2 separate regions of the Homo sapiens genome follow, and region 1 is linked to region 2. A link is a loop called in an ENCODE intact Hi-C map of the cell type or tissue named here. Cell type or tissue: PC-3. All regions are shown on one strand. Each heading gives the region's core, and the rest is flanking DNA. Links, peaks and the distances in the headings are about the cores only.

What was found. Hi-C counts contacts between places; a loop is a spot of excess contacts. Peaks named below come from ENCODE experiments on the same cell type or tissue, not always from the same donor. Only the 100,000 strongest peaks of a DNase experiment are listed, where the experiment ranks them.
Region 1: it touches region 2 in a loop (3-fold over the local background); 3 of 110 quality-filtered maps call a loop at or near these places.

Annotation. Positions count from the first base shown.
Region 1 is chr17:70,183,588-70,186,509 of GRCh38, forward strand. No RefSeq gene overlaps it. Among named protein-coding and RNA genes, the nearest start is that of KCNJ2, 16 kb to the left of the region's middle. In PC-3, for the core only: no CTCF peak of the experiment used is centred there; a DNase peak (open chromatin) is centred at 1,384; H3K4me3 peaks cover 722 bases.
Region 2 is chr17:70,404,561-70,407,482 of GRCh38, forward strand. No RefSeq gene overlaps it. Among named protein-coding and RNA genes, the nearest start is that of KCNJ2, 240 kb to the left of the region's middle. In PC-3, for the core only: no CTCF peak of the experiment used is centred there; a DNase peak (open chromatin) is centred at 1,211; H3K4me3 peaks cover 450 bases; H3K27ac peaks cover 1,911 bases.

The DNA.
Region 1 (2,922 bases), core at 330-2,829, 220 kb before region 2:
TAATTGTCAATGGTTCTGATTTGGCTCAAATGACCCAGGAGGCTTTACAAAATATGCTGCACCGGGAGAGTGGACTTGGATTAAGTAAGCAACCTTCTGCTATGATAACTTGGAAGGACATCTCAAATGTCTATAAATAATCTTACCTGGCTTAAAAAACTCCTTTCTCTCTCTCTCTCTCTCTCTCTCTCTCTCGCTTTCTTTCCCTCTCACTTTCTTTTCTAATTCATGATGGTAACTTCTACCTTTTGTTTTGATTTTTACCCTTGAATTCTAGATAAACTATCTGCAAACGTTCACATTAATGTGGAAGTTTGGTGAGACAAACCTGTTTTCTCAACTTCATAATATCTTAAAATTAAAATATGTAAGACCTTTAAAATATAATACATACCATTTTCTTCCCCTCCTAGCCTCCTTCTAGCCACTTCTCTTGAAACCATTTGCCATATATCAGTAACAGTAACCTTAAAATCAACTTAGTTAAAAAACAACTATTTACAAACATAATACTTGTATAGACACACAGTCATAATCAGAAGACATCACTTTATAATCTATATTTTTTTACTCTTACAATGGAAATTCTATAGGTAAAACAGTCCCTCAAGGAAAAATTAAATGTTTGTATATATTTGGTTTGGTTTTGATAGACTGCTTTCTGACAACAAACATACACACCCAAGCAAGCTTCTACTGCTATGAAAATTATGGAATTGTGAGGTAAAAATGTTATGACAATTTCTTGGTTTAGGGAAATGTGAGAAAATTAAGCATAGAGAAACTCCAATGCCAGAGACATTTCAAAAATAGCATGTATGTTCTCCTTCCTCCATCCTTTCCTTCCTTCCTCCCTCTCTCCCTCCTTCCCTCCCTTCTTCCTTCCTTCCCTGTTTCCTTGTTTCCCTTCCTTCTCTTCCTCCCTTCCCCTCCCCTCCCCCTCCCTCTCCCCTCCCCTCCCCCTCCCTCTCCCCTCCCCTCCCTCCCTCCCTCCCTTCCTTCTTCCTTCCTTCCTTTTTTTCTCTTCCCTTGCTTCTTCTTTCCTCCTTCCTTCCCTCCTTCTCTTCCTACCTTCCGCTTCCCTTCTCTCCTCTTTTCTTCCTTCTTCCCACACATTTGTAATTCTCTATCATTTGCCTGCCACTCTGTTTGTTGTTGCTGTAATTAGTAGTGCTCACAAGTGACTCTTAATAAAGTTACAATAATAAAGCATGGTTACCTAATGCAATGTTTAACCTAAAATTTGAAAGTGTTTCTTCTTACAGTTTAAGTTGGTTTTGTAAGGACTTTGCTCCGGTGAACCCTGTTCTTTCCCTCCCTCCTGCTAAATGACTGCTCTGACCCCGTATTCTGCTGCGATTAGTTCTGTGAATCATCTTCGCCTCAGCATTTCCCCAGTCCTGACACATGGACAGAAAGACATCCCTTGGCAAACATTCAATCTAGTACAACAAACAAATGAATCAAGTCTCAGCCTTTGTCATTTTACTTGGATTTTGTTTTTTTACATTTTTGCTAATACAGTTTTACATCTAAAGTCCCAGTTAAGCAGCTCTTCATTTGGTCCTGCAAACAGAGTGTCTCGTCGAATAGTATATAGGAGGTTCCTTTACATTAGGAACTTTCTCATAAAAACAGATTATTTACCAAGAGAGAAATTTCAAAGGCAAGTATACACACATTTCTAACAAAACACTCTCGGCAAAAGCACTGTCAGATGGCAACCATATATGACAAAATGAGGGAAAGTTGAATGAACATGTCAGAGGTTTTCTTCAGTCCTATCATGAGTTCTTTTGGTGGCCATAAGGTCAACAAAGCACTCCTCCCTGCCTTTTCCAGGGAGGAGCTGAAGTGGCAGCCAGCATCACTTGGGCACACTCAGTCAATGAGGCAGCTGAATAAGATGCCCCCGAGTTGCCATAGAAACTGGAAGAAGCAGAGAAGCACCTTCTCCTGCACACTCTTTAATTTCATCTGAGTGACTTTGTTTAAGAACCAAAAATAAAAAGTGCACAAGGATGTAATTATATAAAAAGCTGTGTTCGATTATAAATACAGTATGTACTTTTGCCTCAGTCTACAGCTCACCTCTCCCTTCCATTTCGAGGCATTTGAACCATTCAAGGAGGAGTCTTCACTTCAGCTTTAATTGAAATGAGGCCCAGATTTACCAAGACAGGGGAGCGAGACTTTCTGCATTTCTATCTTTCCCTGGTTCACATTTGACGTCTGCATGTGGAGTCTTTTATAACAAAGTCTATTTCCAGGGGATCTTCATATCGGGCCATCTGGGTTCACCAGGGCTTACTGAAATTGCTCTGCCTTTTGGCATTTGTAGTCTAAAACATCGTATAGGTTTATGATCATTTTGCAGGATAATAAAAAGAGGTGGACAGGAGAATGCCAAAAAAGCAATTAGTGGAGAAGGGCAACAAAATCCTTTTTTAAAGAAATCCTGTTGCTACTTGCAATAAACAGCTAGTTTCACAATAGAGCAGGATGGGAGGAGAGTACCTCAACAGTGGTCCCATTGCAGTGTTCACCTGGGGGAAATTGTTCAGAATTTAGAGGGTCTACCTCTGGTCTTTACACCTTCCTGAAGGGCTGATGGGTTAAATTTGCTGGAAGAAAATGACACATCTTCTTTCTAGTATCCTTTAGTGAAACAGGGCAATCCTGAACCTGCATGAATCCTGGCATGATTTGAAATGTACTTGCTCTTAGGTTCCTACTTCCTGCTAGTGATTTGCATGAAGTTGAGTGCAATATAGAATTTACTTAAAAAGGAAAATGCAAAGGTACAAGGTGTGTCCAATGAGCAAAAATGCAATCCTATGTGTTCTTCGTGAATATGCCTTGTCTGTTCTCTTGATTTGGAGGACTACACATGAGAACCCGAGACTGAGACTTTCTGCAAGG
Region 2 (2,922 bases), core at 138-2,637:
TTCAAACTGTACTAACACATCTTCATTCTGTTAGGTTAACTCGTGCTTTTGTGAGTCACAGGCTCTTAAGGTGAAATAAATGAAAGAAATCACAAAGGAATTATTACAAGTTTTATAGATACATTTTCCCTTTAAAAATTATATTTACTACCCGACTTAAAACATAGAATATTACCAAGCGTGTTGAAGCCCCCAAGTATTCTTCTCCAAAAGGTAACTACTACCCTAAATTTTGTATTCATGAGCCCCTCACTTTCCTTAATACCTTGAAAATAAATGAATGTGTTCCTAAAACAGATATTTTGCACATTTTGAACACTGCATAAATGACAACATTTAAAATGTTTTCTCCTGAAGTGTTTTTTCCCCCCAATCAACCTTATGTTTGTAAGATGCATTGATGTAGGTTTATATAGGTGGAGACCATTCGTTTTTTCACCACTGAACTACAAGGCATGGTTATGAATTATGAATATAACACAGTTGATTAGTCCCGTTGTTCACATGACATGTGGCTTAGTTCCAGGTTGTTTTGCTTTTGTTATTACAAATGTTTTTCTTAAATCCGTGAGTTCCACAATCTATTTTCTCTCTGCCTGCTGTTTTATATTCTCTTCCCTTCACTATTTCAGTAGCTCTCTTCCTTGGCTGCCTGTTGGAATACCTGGGGAAATTTTAGAACCCCTGATGCCCGTATTGCATGCTAGACCAAATATATAAGACTCTCTGAAGCTGGGACTCAGGTATTAATATTATATAAGGTTCTGTAGGTGCTGCCAAAATGCAGATAAGGTTTCATAACATTGCTTGAATTCCACCTTATTTGAAAGAAAAATTGCTTCCCTGGTTCCAGTTGCATTTAATATATTTTTCTAGAAAACTAACCTGAGAAATAAGAAGCTAAAATGCCCCTTCACACACTCAGGAATTTATTTTCATTAGTTGGTTTTATTTTGAGCTCGCTGGTTTGCATGTCCATCTGTCTGCTTATGTCACATGTGCCCAGTGGTTACATTATTGCCTAATAGACCTCTAAGCTGTGGCTTCTTCAGGAAGCATTATTTATTTATTCATTGAACTTTTTGGGTAACTTTGTAAAACAGAGTTCTGTTTACCCAGGGCCCAGAGGTAAAGACACAAAAGTAGACCCAGTCCTTTAAAAAGTTGAATCAGAGGGAAAGAATCACAGAATTTTACTCTAAAGTAAATATTAAACCTAGAATCATATGATCTGCCCTAGGAATTTGCAAACCACAGATACACCATCCCTTTTGCAGAAATATGTTCTTTTGGCCACTAGCCATTTCTTAAAGCTGAACCCTTGGTAAAGGATGAGTCAACAGGGTGCATCATGACTCAGGCTCCAAGTGAAACAGAGAATGAGTTGGTTTAATGGCTTTTAAAGTGGCTTTCTACCCTGTTATGCAAAGTGTAGCCCCAATATCCAAGAAAACAATAATTTAACATGATCCATTGGTTGGAACTGAACTCTTCATTACCCCAGTAGGACAGCATTAGATAAGGAGCTATTATGAGTCATTCCTTGTAGAGCTTAATAACAGCAACACAGAGGCAATTTGGATCAGTAAGCAACCAATACTCTCAAAGAACAGTGCACAGCAAAATAAAGCTGCTAGTGACATTCTCTGTCCTTTGAAGTGGGGGTGTCGTTAATGTTATTCGTCAACTATGTCAAGTATTTTCCCCAAAGGGTGTCCAGGAATCATTGGTATTAAGAATTACTCTCATCGCTTTTATCTATCCCAAACTCTTTTTTCTTGACCATCAAGATAATTTTTTAAAAATCAAGTTTTGTACCTTAATTTCCAAAAAATAAAAATTTGGAGGAAATGAACTTGCTGACAAATATAATCAAGGCCTATGTGACATCTACACAGCTCTCTTGCGATTATGTAAACTTTACAGAATTTTTTGTACATAACAGTCTAATACCTAACTGAGGAGTTTATTCAGGCAACAGATTTTATGCAGTTACATTATATAAGTGTTTGAATAAAACAGTAATCTGACTTCTCTTCTTGGACAAGTGACAATATTTTTGTCCTTCAAATTCTCTCAGATATGGAGGTTTGCTGACACTAGATAAAGAATCCTTATTAAAGTTTTCTAATTTCTGCAACCAGAATGACATGTTGCATTTGCCCATTTTTCTCTGAAGTGCTATTTGCATCACCAGAAACTTAAATAAGCCTAGATTAAAGGCATACTTTATGGGCATACATAAGCCTTTTCTTGAATGCATAAATTTTGGACCATTTCTTAACCTATATTTGGGTAGATGAATTTTGAACCATTTCCAAAATATTAAGTCCTTGATTGTATACTGGCAGAGAAGCAGAAAAATAAAAACAAATTAAATAGGAAAGGACGAGAGAGATTTTCACTTGCTTGTTTGTTTTCTCAAGATAAAAATGAAATGGCAGGCTGATTATGAGCATTTACCAATTATATTGCCAGGTACCCCAGTTTTTTTTTCTTACTCACACACTTGAATGCCACAGAATGTTTGGGAAAGGTTCAGCAGCAAATCTAATGCTCTCCCACTGGGGTAGTGAACCTATGTGTTCCCTGTACTTGGGTGAAGGATAATAATAATAAAAACATATATTTGGTGAAAATATTTATATACTTTAGTTACCCAGTAGTTATCATCTATAAAATATGTTGAATTTCATTTATCCATATGGGAGGTAGAGAATTAAATATATATTCAAAAAATGATAGAAGGAAGAGAAAAATGTTAAAGAAGTCAGAGAAAGAGGGGCAATCCCCATTTGTTATTCAGTTTTTCTTTATTGGCTCTTATAAGTAGTTTCTCATTGAAATTGTTGCTAAAGAAGCCTAAAGAAGATTTGACTCTCTTGGACATCTGTTTATTTATAAAACTAAGACTATAGGAAA